2 separate regions of the Homo sapiens genome follow, and region 1 is linked to region 2. The links are chromatin loops, found by intact Hi-C in ENCODE. Cell type or tissue: MCF 10A. All regions are shown on one strand. Each heading gives the region's core, and the rest is flanking DNA. Links, peaks and the distances in the headings are about the cores only. Region 1 overlaps FBN2 (fibrillin 2). Region 2 overlaps FBN2 (fibrillin 2).

The links. Hi-C counts contacts between places; a loop is a spot of excess contacts. Peaks named below come from ENCODE experiments on the same cell type or tissue, not always from the same donor. Only the 100,000 strongest peaks of a DNase experiment are listed, where the experiment ranks them.
Region 1: it touches region 2 in a loop (2.2-fold over the local background); 3 of 110 quality-filtered maps call a loop at or near these places.

Annotation. Positions count from the first base shown.
Region 1 is chr5:128,496,906-128,502,290 of GRCh38, forward strand. The region is part of intron 5 of FBN2 (fibrillin 2); the gene reads right to left. Among named protein-coding and RNA genes, the nearest start is that of FBN2, 39 kb to the right of the region's middle. In MCF 10A, for the core only: a CTCF peak has its summit at 2,137 (motif pointing left); a DNase peak (open chromatin) is centred at 2,146.
Region 2 is chr5:128,347,033-128,352,417 of GRCh38, forward strand. It overlaps FBN2 (fibrillin 2), which reads right to left. Exons shown (of 65, transcript NM_001999.4): 21 at 3,836-3,973; 22 at 2,923-2,973; 23 at 2,315-2,440. Among named protein-coding and RNA genes, the nearest start is that of FBN2, 190 kb to the right of the region's middle. In MCF 10A, for the core only: no CTCF peak of the experiment used is centred there; a DNase peak (open chromatin) is centred at 2,389.

The DNA.
Region 1 (5,385 bases), core at 183-5,182, 150 kb after region 2:
GAAATAAATGTTTCAAAAATAAAACTGAAACAACTCTATTACAATAGCACTAAAAAGAATAAAATAGAAATAAATTTGACAAAAGAAGTACGAAACTATACTCTGAAATGTATAAAACATTGTTGAAATAAATGTTTAAAAATATAAATGAAAAGATATTCCATGAAAGAAAGAAATAGAAAAAGAACAAATTGAACAATGATTTAAGACTGAAGGATATCCTTTCCTAAGTGTCTTCAACAGATGGGAGTGAGGTACAGAAATAGGTTCCTTGTTTTGAGTTATAATGAAGGGCAGCCTGATGACATGTCAACACCTGGAATACCAAACACCAGACTTAGGAAAACTTAACAATGACACATGTGGATGTACCATGGATGAGTACACACCAGAAATCCTAGATCCTCAGAGATTTGTGGATTACACTTTCTTGGGCCACTTTGAACTATGAGCTGAATTTCTAGGATCTGGTTTGATAATCATCACAAATCTAATCCCAAATGGATGAGGAACAAAATAGTGGGGGCAACAAGTCCACTTCAAACTTGTACAAAGTGGTTAAGTAATTTTAGGGATTTGCTTTGTTGTCATCGTAACACTCAAGAAAGTGGCCTGAACCATCCAGAACCAGCACGTAAAAGGAAAGGCATACTGCAGTCTCCAGGCACAGGTAATTCAAAGTATAGTCGATCTAGACTTCTATGTTTTATCATGACAAATTTCTGGCAATAAAGTGTTTTTAAAAGGGGGTGTTTTTTCTAGTTCACAGTGATGTCTCTGAGCTAGTGGAAGAGGTGGAGCCATATTTCAATATTCCTGGTAACGTGATAGTTAAAATAATTAACACAAAATCTCCAAACAGTTTTAACTGAATGATTAGGAGAGTTTGTTTCATAATTCTAGTTAAGTAACAGAAAAAAATTATTAGCCATTTGTATCATGCAATGTACCAAATTCTTTATATATGCCAGAACATACTTAGTGAAATAACTCCCAATTTAGAACCCCTCATGCCTCAACCAATTTATCCCTTTCTGACACCCACCTGAAACTAGGAAAAGGAAAAGCAAAAGCAAAAGGAAGCCCAACCCCTCTGTCCTGAGGAGGACTGTGAGACATCAGAGGGAGGCAGGAGAGAGGCATGGCAGAGCCCAGAGTTGGACCAGTGTGTCAGACACATTACTGGGAATGCAGAGGGCAGAGCACATTTGCTTCCTTTGGGGACTCCAGAAAGAGATGACCATTCAAACCCAAACCATTCTGAAGGTTGACACCATCAAAGTGATTCTTGCATGGCCCCACAGGGACCTGGAAGTTACTGAAGAGTCTGGCTAGGGCTTATGCAAAATCTCATATATTTTCTTGTTCATACATAACAGCCAATGGAAGCAAAAATCTCCAACATCTCACCAGTCACGGGATAATTAATGAATATAGCACTTTCCACTGGGATTTCCCAAAGTACCTTCCTCACTCCTCCAACTCCTTCTCCATTATCTGCTCAGCTGTTCTTTGATCTTGTCTAGTTCAGCTCTAGGTTTTTATCCTCAAGTGCTCTGTGCCTGAAAAAATGGACCTTGGTATTCCCTAGCACCAACCAAGCCCTCAAACTGTCTTTTTATCAAACGACTCTTCAGACACCACCTCCTTCACAAATTATTTATATTTTTACAAGAGAGAGCTCAAGTTCCTCTGGCTTCACTCAAATGCAGGGAAATAAACTATACTTATTTATAGCTTTGTAGAGTCATAAACAATAGAAAATACATAACTGTGAAATAAGAAATGAATACTTATGAATGTCAGTAATTATTCTAAAAAGAGAAGTATTATATAAGTAGTACTTAAAAAGTGTGCAGGGTTACATTCCTTTATATATTTCACTATGATCTCTACAATCTTACTATAATCTACAAATCTATAATGTAATAACTGATTAAGATACAGATTTAGTTTTAGCAAGATTTGTCATTAATTTCCTTCAAACGAGTAGGATTTTCCTTTTTAAAAAACTAGATAAAGCTTCCCATTCATTTACAAGTCATTCTACATATTATTTTTAAAGTTTATTTGGGTTATTTCTTAGTTTACCACATAGTAACCAAGCCAAGATTCGAAGCTATTATAAACATTCTTGGCTCAATTTTGCCCCCTGCAGGGAGTATGTACTTCTTACATTGGGATTTAAAAGTATGAGAGATGGAGAAAACCTTAACATAAAGTTGACTATTCCAAATCCAGCGTTGCCTCATCAGAGAGAGGCAAAATCTATTCTGGTAACAGAATTTTAAGACATTATAAATCTTTCAAAATAATCTAGTAGTAAATTATACCCAGAGTGGCTTCATTTTAGGCACTATTCAATGTGAAAATTGAATTATTGGATAAAATATTAGAGATATTTTAATAAATGATTTCTTAAGCCTAGCTAATTATAAAAATGCCCTGGGGTACTTTGTAAGGGCCTCATGCTATACCAATGTTTCACAAACTTCACCTTATAGCACAATTACTTCGCGGGCTTTAAAAAATGCTAATGTTTGGCCATGGGTCCTATGGCTCCAGAGATTCTTATGTAATTGATAGGGGATGAAGCCTGAGTGCCGAGATTTTTAAAAACTCCCTGGTGATGATAATAAGCAACAATGGTTGCAAATCACTGTATTCAGAGTACTGAATTTGAATCTCCAAGGAACAGATGTGGGAATCAATACTGTTGACAAAAATACTCTGGTGATTCTTATGACCAAGCAAGATGAGTAAACACTGATCTAGCCCAATGTCCTCATTTTTCAAACAAGAAATTACTTGTAAATTGACACGCTCAAGAACACAGTAATCTGTTAAATTCTAACTAAACTCTCTACTGTGACATTCAGAACTTAATTCTTTTTTTTTTTAAGATGAAAACCATCTTGTTCAAGATTTGGAATGTACTTTGTGTGCTATTTCTAAATCAGATGAAGACATTCACAAACATAAGGCTTTGCCCATATGCAAAAAGTTTGCATGCATTAAACCACGACATTAAGTATGGTCATGGGAAACACAGTCTTTAATTCGCAGAAGATGAGGCACCCACAGAATTAACGTTTCTTGATTGAGTAATATGCACTTAATAAAGTGCAACAATATTAGTCTTAAATGTCAGCTGCAGTATCACAAACTATATCATCTTCGATTGGAAGCCCCTCCTCCTGGCTTTCTGTGTGACTTTAGATAGATTTCAGGTCAAAAACTTTTTAAATGTGATAAAAAAAATTCCTGGAAAATACAGTAGAGTAAAACCATATCACAGAGTCTCCCTTTCCCACAGCTAATATCAACAACAACAACAACAACAACAACAACAACAAAGGTCAAATGAAACTAACAACACTTTTACTGTCAGCAGCTAAAGAAGAAATATGCCCAAATTCCTGACATGTTTGAAAAACAACAGACAAGGAATGAAACGGAAGAGTGTCATAACCCCTCTTCCCTCAAATGATATAGGGAATGAAAATGATGAGACTCTGACAATTCTTTTTTTTTTTTTTTTTTTTTTTTTTTTTTCAGACAGGGTCTCGCTCTTCCACCCAGGCCGGACTGCTGTGGCGCGATCTCGGCCCACTGCAAGCTCCGCCTCCCGGGTTCACGCCATTCTCCCGCCTCAGCCTCTCTCGAGTAGCTGGGACTACAGGCGCCTGCCACCGCACCCGGCTAATTTTTTGTATTTTTAGTAAAGACGGAGTTTCACCATGTTAGCCAGGATGGTCTCGATCTCCTGACCTCGTGATCCGCCTGCCTCGGCCTCCTAAAGTGCTGGGATTACAGGCGTGAGCCATCGCGCCCGGCCGAAATCTGACTATTCCTTCTGAAGAGCTGAGTTCGTCTTTAGCTTATGGATAAATTAGTTAAAAATTATAGGACTAAAATCCCTACCTACCCACATAACATCGCATTCGAAGAAAAAACAAAAACAAAAACAAAAATAAAAAAACAGAAAGGCCCAGTCATTGTGATCTCTACCAGATGGGAGAAAACTGGACAGTGAAGACAGAATTATATCATCACACAGGGTTAGTTATCCTCAGCATTAAGCACAAAGAACATAAGAACAAAGGATTCTCAGGGAGCAGCAGGCTGGGGTGAAGCCCCTTACAATCACAATAAGGAAGACAGACTAATGCTGAGGAATGATGAGACAAATACAGAAAACTAACACCAAGCAAGATTTTCTGATAGCAATGGTGCATCAGGTCCTGTAGCTGAAATGGGAGCAATCATTCAAATTTCAGGGATATCCTCTTTGAAAAAGAATACTTCCATGACAAGAGGGAGTGATCCTGACACAAAATATGTGAAGAATAACCTGAGAAAGTACAGAGCTCAGATCCTTTCATCACTGCTGCCCAAATCCCAGCTGTGCTCTTCCTTTCCTCATAGGGGCTCAGAACATAATGCACTTGAAATACCTGGCTCTCAAACAGGAGCTAGGGAAGGAAAACAATCCCTAGGTAATTCTGAAAGGGAGAAAAGAAAAATTCATCTATACCAAATTAATGCAAAAGCCCATTTCAAGGAAGCAGAAGACAGAAAGAAATGGGTCGGGAACTATGTACCATACTATAATTTTTTCCTAATACACAAAGCAGATTAAGAAAAGAATACTGCATTGTAGGAAAAAATAATGAGAAAACAAAAGAAAATTATGCATGATTTCTTTGTATTACAAAGCTATTTGTTAATAAATATATAAGGAAATGAATTCAGTAACAAAAGGGCTAAATAAAGTCTAAATGATCAAACAAAACAGTGAAATAAAAGAGAAACTTCTAAATAAACTAAAAACAAAGTAAGATATCTTATATGATTATAAAACCATTACACTAATTGGCAAAAACAACAGAACAGACACTGCTAAAAAGAATTACTGATAAAGATCAAAAGAAGTAAAGAGTGGATAAAAGATCAAAAGTCTAAAAAAAGAAATCAATATACTTGAAGTAGAGAACCTAAAAATGGAGAAAAATGACTCGAAGACACAACAGAACATTTCTCCAAAATTAAGGAAGAAGACTATCATTCCAAATCAAATGATCACATGCTTTTCACTAAAACTAGTACAGAAAAAAATATATACATGATTATAAAGTAAAAACCCTTTGGGTATCCAGGAAAAAACAGCAAGTGACTTAGGAGAAGAAAGATCAGGCTAGAGTCAGACTTCTTCATAGCACACACAATGCCAGAAAACAATTGGATCCTATCTACAGAAATATGGAAGGAAAAAGGTACAAACAGCTCAAAGAAACAATAGAACGTTTCTCCAAAATTAAGGAAGAAGTCTATCATTCCAATCAAATGATCACATGCTTTTCACTAAAACTTATACAGAACAAA
Region 2 (5,385 bases), core at 171-5,170:
TCCTTATAGCTGGTTCCGTCCCATATGTCAGCAGCTAAGTAAGAATCTTCTCAAGATGTGAAAGTCTTATATAAGTACAGGTGGCCTAAGAACTCTGGCCTGAGTCATACTGTGAGGTTACTGAAGAAACCTGCTCAAGAAGCTCAAGACAAACTAAAAATGTACCATTTCATAGCTTATTGGAATAAACTAGGGTGAGAGGGGAAAGGCATCTGAACTATGCATGTAAAAAGTTATAACAGCCAGGAAGAGCAATCCTGTCTTTAATACTGAGACCTCTATGGATGTTTATATCGGCAATTAAAAGTCAGCACACTACTGAGAACTCTATATTTATATCAGGAATTAAACGTCAGTACACTGGCCACATAAGGCCTATCAATGCTGCGATTGTCCTTGCATGGAAATTAAAATATGAATTTGGAAACCTTTGGATGGTCCATGTTCTCTGAAGTTTGCTGCAGTCCCCACTGCTCCCTGTTGTCGCGTCACTCATTTATATGTTACATGCTTGGCTCCTGCAAGCATCTGAGTTTGGGATCCCTGATTCAGATGAGGTTCTATCAGAGCATTTACCAAAACTTTAGTTCTCAGAATACTTTACATTTTCATGTGCCAGTTGCTTCTTGAAACTTTCTCACATCCCCAGACAGAATTAATTAATATAGCATAATTCAAGTGGTGACAAAAGCATTTAAGCAAAGTACAAGGATGAAGAATCCAATATATCATCTTAGAATATTAAAAAATGCTTTTTTTTTTTTGAGACAGAGCCTCACTCTGTTGCCAAGGCTAGGGTATAGTGGTGCGACCTCGGCTCACTGCAATCTCCACTTCCCAGGTTCAAGCGATTCTCCTGCTTCAGTCCCTCGAGTAGCTGGGATTACAGGCATGCATCACCATGCCCAGCTAATTTTTATATTTTTAGTAGAGACGGGGAGGGGGGGGTTCCCCATGTTGCCCAGGCTGGTCTTGAACTCCTGACCTCAGGTGATCCACCTGTCTCAGCCTCCCAAAGTGCTGGGATTACAGGCGTAAGCCACCACTCCCAGCCATAATTTTGAATAATGTTATTGAAAATTTATTTTGCTGAGTAATAATTTACAATCAATGATATATCTTCATATATTATAGCATTTCATTATAGAAGGTAACTTGATTTCATTAGTCATTTGGCCATACTGATATTATTATTTTTGACATTTTCTTTTTTTAAAATTTCGATAGTTTTGGGGGAATATTTTGTCATTTTCAAATGATACTTATTTCTAAACATTGTAGATCACTTAAAGATAATTTTTAAAATATTTAAAAATCTGAAAGACATTTTCTTTATTTTTGTACTTTGGATATTATGTTTTCTAAATAATTTTGTATGATTTTACAGTCATGCTTCCAATCCAGATTTAAATGTGCTATCAAAAACTGAGTTAAAAATGAAATCTGTTTTAATTATAATAACTGTATGGTATTGCAAACTTTTTTCTTACAGTAAATTTTAAAAATCACTGATATGTAAATACTTTAAAGGTGATTGCATACACCACCACTATTATTTATGCTTTGTCTACATGTCTAAATTTCAAATACAAATCTATGTAAAGTTCTTTTATAAACTAAAAATTTACTGTTCCATAGCTTATTGGGGGAAAAAAAATCTCTGTAGGTAAATGAAAAATTATTGTTACATACAATGAAAATTAATAGAAATTTCTTTTTCAATCATGAAATTCAAGTTCAAACATGACACTAATAAAGAAAAAGGTCAAATCACTATTCCTATAATATGCTGTTGAAAGAAAGAGATTCATCACTACAGATCTTTAAAAAATAAACTATTAAGAAAACTTAAACTCTAATAGCAATAAAGGAAGGACCAGGATCAGTGAATGATTTCAAGCAGAAGCAACATATCTTTGCTCTTGACTTTCCCCACTGTCTTCAGGGTGTAGCTGCAATGAGCTGACAAATGTAAACTTTTAAAATCCTAGTCTCCAACTTTCCTGCTGTGTTCAACATATTCTTACTCTATTAACTCAGTGTGAAAGACTGAACCTGTCTAAATTATCTGGTTAAAGAAATGGAAGATTTTGAGATAGATTTTTGAGCAGTCCCAACTTTTGGCATGAAACAGAAACAATTTCGCATAAATACATTCACTTTTAAAACAGCCTCTAGTGATTTCCCCCTAAATATCTCATTTAAAGCAAGTTTTCTCAAGTACAAACTCTTGTGGTTTTGGACTAGCCACTGCTTAAACAAGGAAATTCATGGCTTGTTTTATACATAGAATACATGAGGGTGTGAATCTTACCCAAACATACACGGCCAGTCCCATCCAACGTAAGGCCTTCAGGGCACTCGCAATGAAAAGATCCCTTACTGTTGACACAGCGTCCATTTGGACAAACGCCAGGGAACACCTCACACTCATTAACATCTGCAGGGAAATGCAGCAAGCAGAGGAGCAAAGATGTTACAAATAGAAAAAGCAGGTGTGGTCCTACTTCCTGTATAGCATTTTCAATCCACATTCAATACAATGTGGATTATTACTTGAGTTAAACAGAAATATTCCACAACCGAGCCACCCGCTTTCCTAGGTACCAGCTGTGAAAATTACCACAGCCTTGCCTGTCCATAAAACATGGCCCAGACATGTGCCTTTCCCAGCTGTTCTGGGCCTTAAAGGCTAGCGATGTCTTCATGAAATTTACACAACTCCATAAAGAGGAGAAACGGGAAACTCTAAGCTCTTTCCTAAGAGAATTATGCTAAAGCATTTGTTGATTACATCGAGTATTTTTATTGAAATGTCAAGGTTTTTGAAAATGATAAATATCTCCAAAGTTTGAGAGTGAATGTTAATTTTACTTACTGCTCAAAAGATGTATAGTATCTTCCAAGGAAGGATACACTCACCTTCACACGTAACACCTTTAATCCTGGCAAGCCCTCTTGGGCAAGCTGTATCTGTAACAACAACAGGACAAATTTTACTTCATTATAGAATAAAATACAACCATGGTATGCTCAAGAAGAAGTATAATGAAATCTAAATGGAACTAAATAAAAAATGCAAGGCAGGGTCTTAGGGTCCAAGGACATCATTGTCCCCTCTTCATTCAGTAGGGCACATGACTTTCTGTGGTAACTCCATTGGTATTGACCTGTATTGAGATTCTCATAATTTTTCCTACAATTTCTTTTTGCTGTCACATTGACAACTGAGTTAAAAGTAAACAGGTCAGGCGCGGTGGCTCACGCCTGTAATCCCAGCACTTTGGGAGGGTGGATTACTTGAAGTCAGGAGTTGGAGACCCATCTGACCAACATGGTGAAACCCCGTCTCTACTAAAAATACAAAAATTAGCTGGGCATGGTGGCGGGCACCTCTAGTCCCAGCTACTCGGGAAGCTGAGGCAGGAGAATCGCTTGAACCCGGGAGGTGGAGGTTGCAATGAGCTGAGGTCACGCCACTGCACTCCAGCCTGGTGACAGAGCGAGACTCCGTCTCAAAAAAATAAAAGTAAACAAAAGATTTGAGGAAAACAGCCACCACGCAAACAAGGATACCAGAGGATACAGTCATCTAGCAGATAGATTCTAGCTGATTCCCTTCCATGTTAAAATATTTAGAAGGCCTGCTTATGTACCAGGATAAAACAAATACACATTTTAAGAGGTAAAAAACATTAGCCAGGAAAGATAACATTTTAGCAAAAGTAAATGATCTCTGACCTTCTTCACTAAGGAACTGCGTAGTGAAAGAGGTGTCCTAGTGGCAGGAGAAGTTTCCAAGGAGAAGCCCAGAAGCTCCCAATAAGGCTCCTACCTAGTTCACACCGCTCACAGGGGCTCCCCCAGGCGGCTCCGAGGGTGGCACAGCATTCAGATTTCAGAGTGGCTCCATTAATATTCACCTCACAGCGGCTGTCCTGGATGTTGAGCCAACAGGTCCCCTTCAGGCTGTCTGAAAAGGAACAGGAAAGGTTGGGGAGCTCTTACCTCTGAAGAAAATAGAATTCAGCTGTGTACACAAAAGGCATTTGTTACAGTATTCTAAAAAAGAAAGATTACTGGCTCACGCCTGTAATCCCAGCACTTTGGGAGGCTGAGGAGGAAGGATCATTTGAGCCCAGGAGTTCGATACCAGCCTGGGAAAATAGCAAAACCCCATCTCCACCAGAGGAAAAAAAAAAAAAAGAATACTTTAAAAGTTTTAATAGTGGGGCTGGGTGCAGTGGCTCACGCCTGTAATCCCAGCACTTTGGGAGGCCGAGGCAGGTGGATCACCTGAGGTCAGAAGTTCAAGACCAGCCTGGTCAACATGGTGAAACCCCGTCTCTACTAAATATACAAAAATTAGCCAGGCTTGGTGGCAGGTGTCTGTAATCCCAGCTACTCGGGAGGCTGAGGCAGGAGAATCGCTTGAACGCAGGAGGCAGAGGTTGCAGTGAGCCAAGATTGTGCCATTGCACTCCAGCCTAGGCAACAAGAGTGAAACTTCGTCTCAAAAAAAAAAAAGAAAAAATTTTAATAGCATATACTTTGAAAATACTTTCATGTACCTGCATTCAAATATGGTATATTACATATATGTAAATAAAATATTATACTATGTATCTCTCTCACATAATATGGTAATTAATATAATTATATCTATTGATATTCTAAGAGGAGTTGTCCAAGATTTTATGCTGGTACTCAGAAACACAGTGCATTGCCATGTTGCCCAGGTTGGTCTGGTTTGGAACTCCAGGCCTCAAGCAATCCTTCCACTTCAGCCTCCCAAAGTGTTAGGATTACAGGCATGAGCCAGTGCGCCCCGCCCTTCTTTTTTTTTTTCTTTTAACATACTATAACAACATGATAAGACCATCACTTGTGTGAAAAGTATTCATAAGATATATCCTTAATGACAAATGCTTTGATATTTAAGATTTTATCGTATAAAATCCTTTTCCTTCTACCTTAAGTCCCTACTAAATAAATCACACACAATGTATGTTCTGTTATGCAAAGGCCAATATTTCTCCAGCTGAAGATAATTATTTGATGAATAATTTAAAAGAAAAAGCCCTATAAAACGAAGAAGGAATAAACATCACTTATAAAACCCTCACTAATGCATTCCCAGGGCTAATATCTGATGTATTTTCTTTCAGGCACTTAAAAAATGTGTGTATGTGTGTGTGTAGATTTATCTCTAGTTCAAAAAGTAAATCATACTTATGGTAAACAATTTGAAGAAATAGAGAAGTATGAGGAAGATGTAAAAATCACCTGTAACCCTCTAGAGATAACCATTCCTAACGTTTTAGACTGACTCCACATCAAATTTGTTCTTCCTTTTGAATGGTAGAGTACCCAGTGAAATATTAT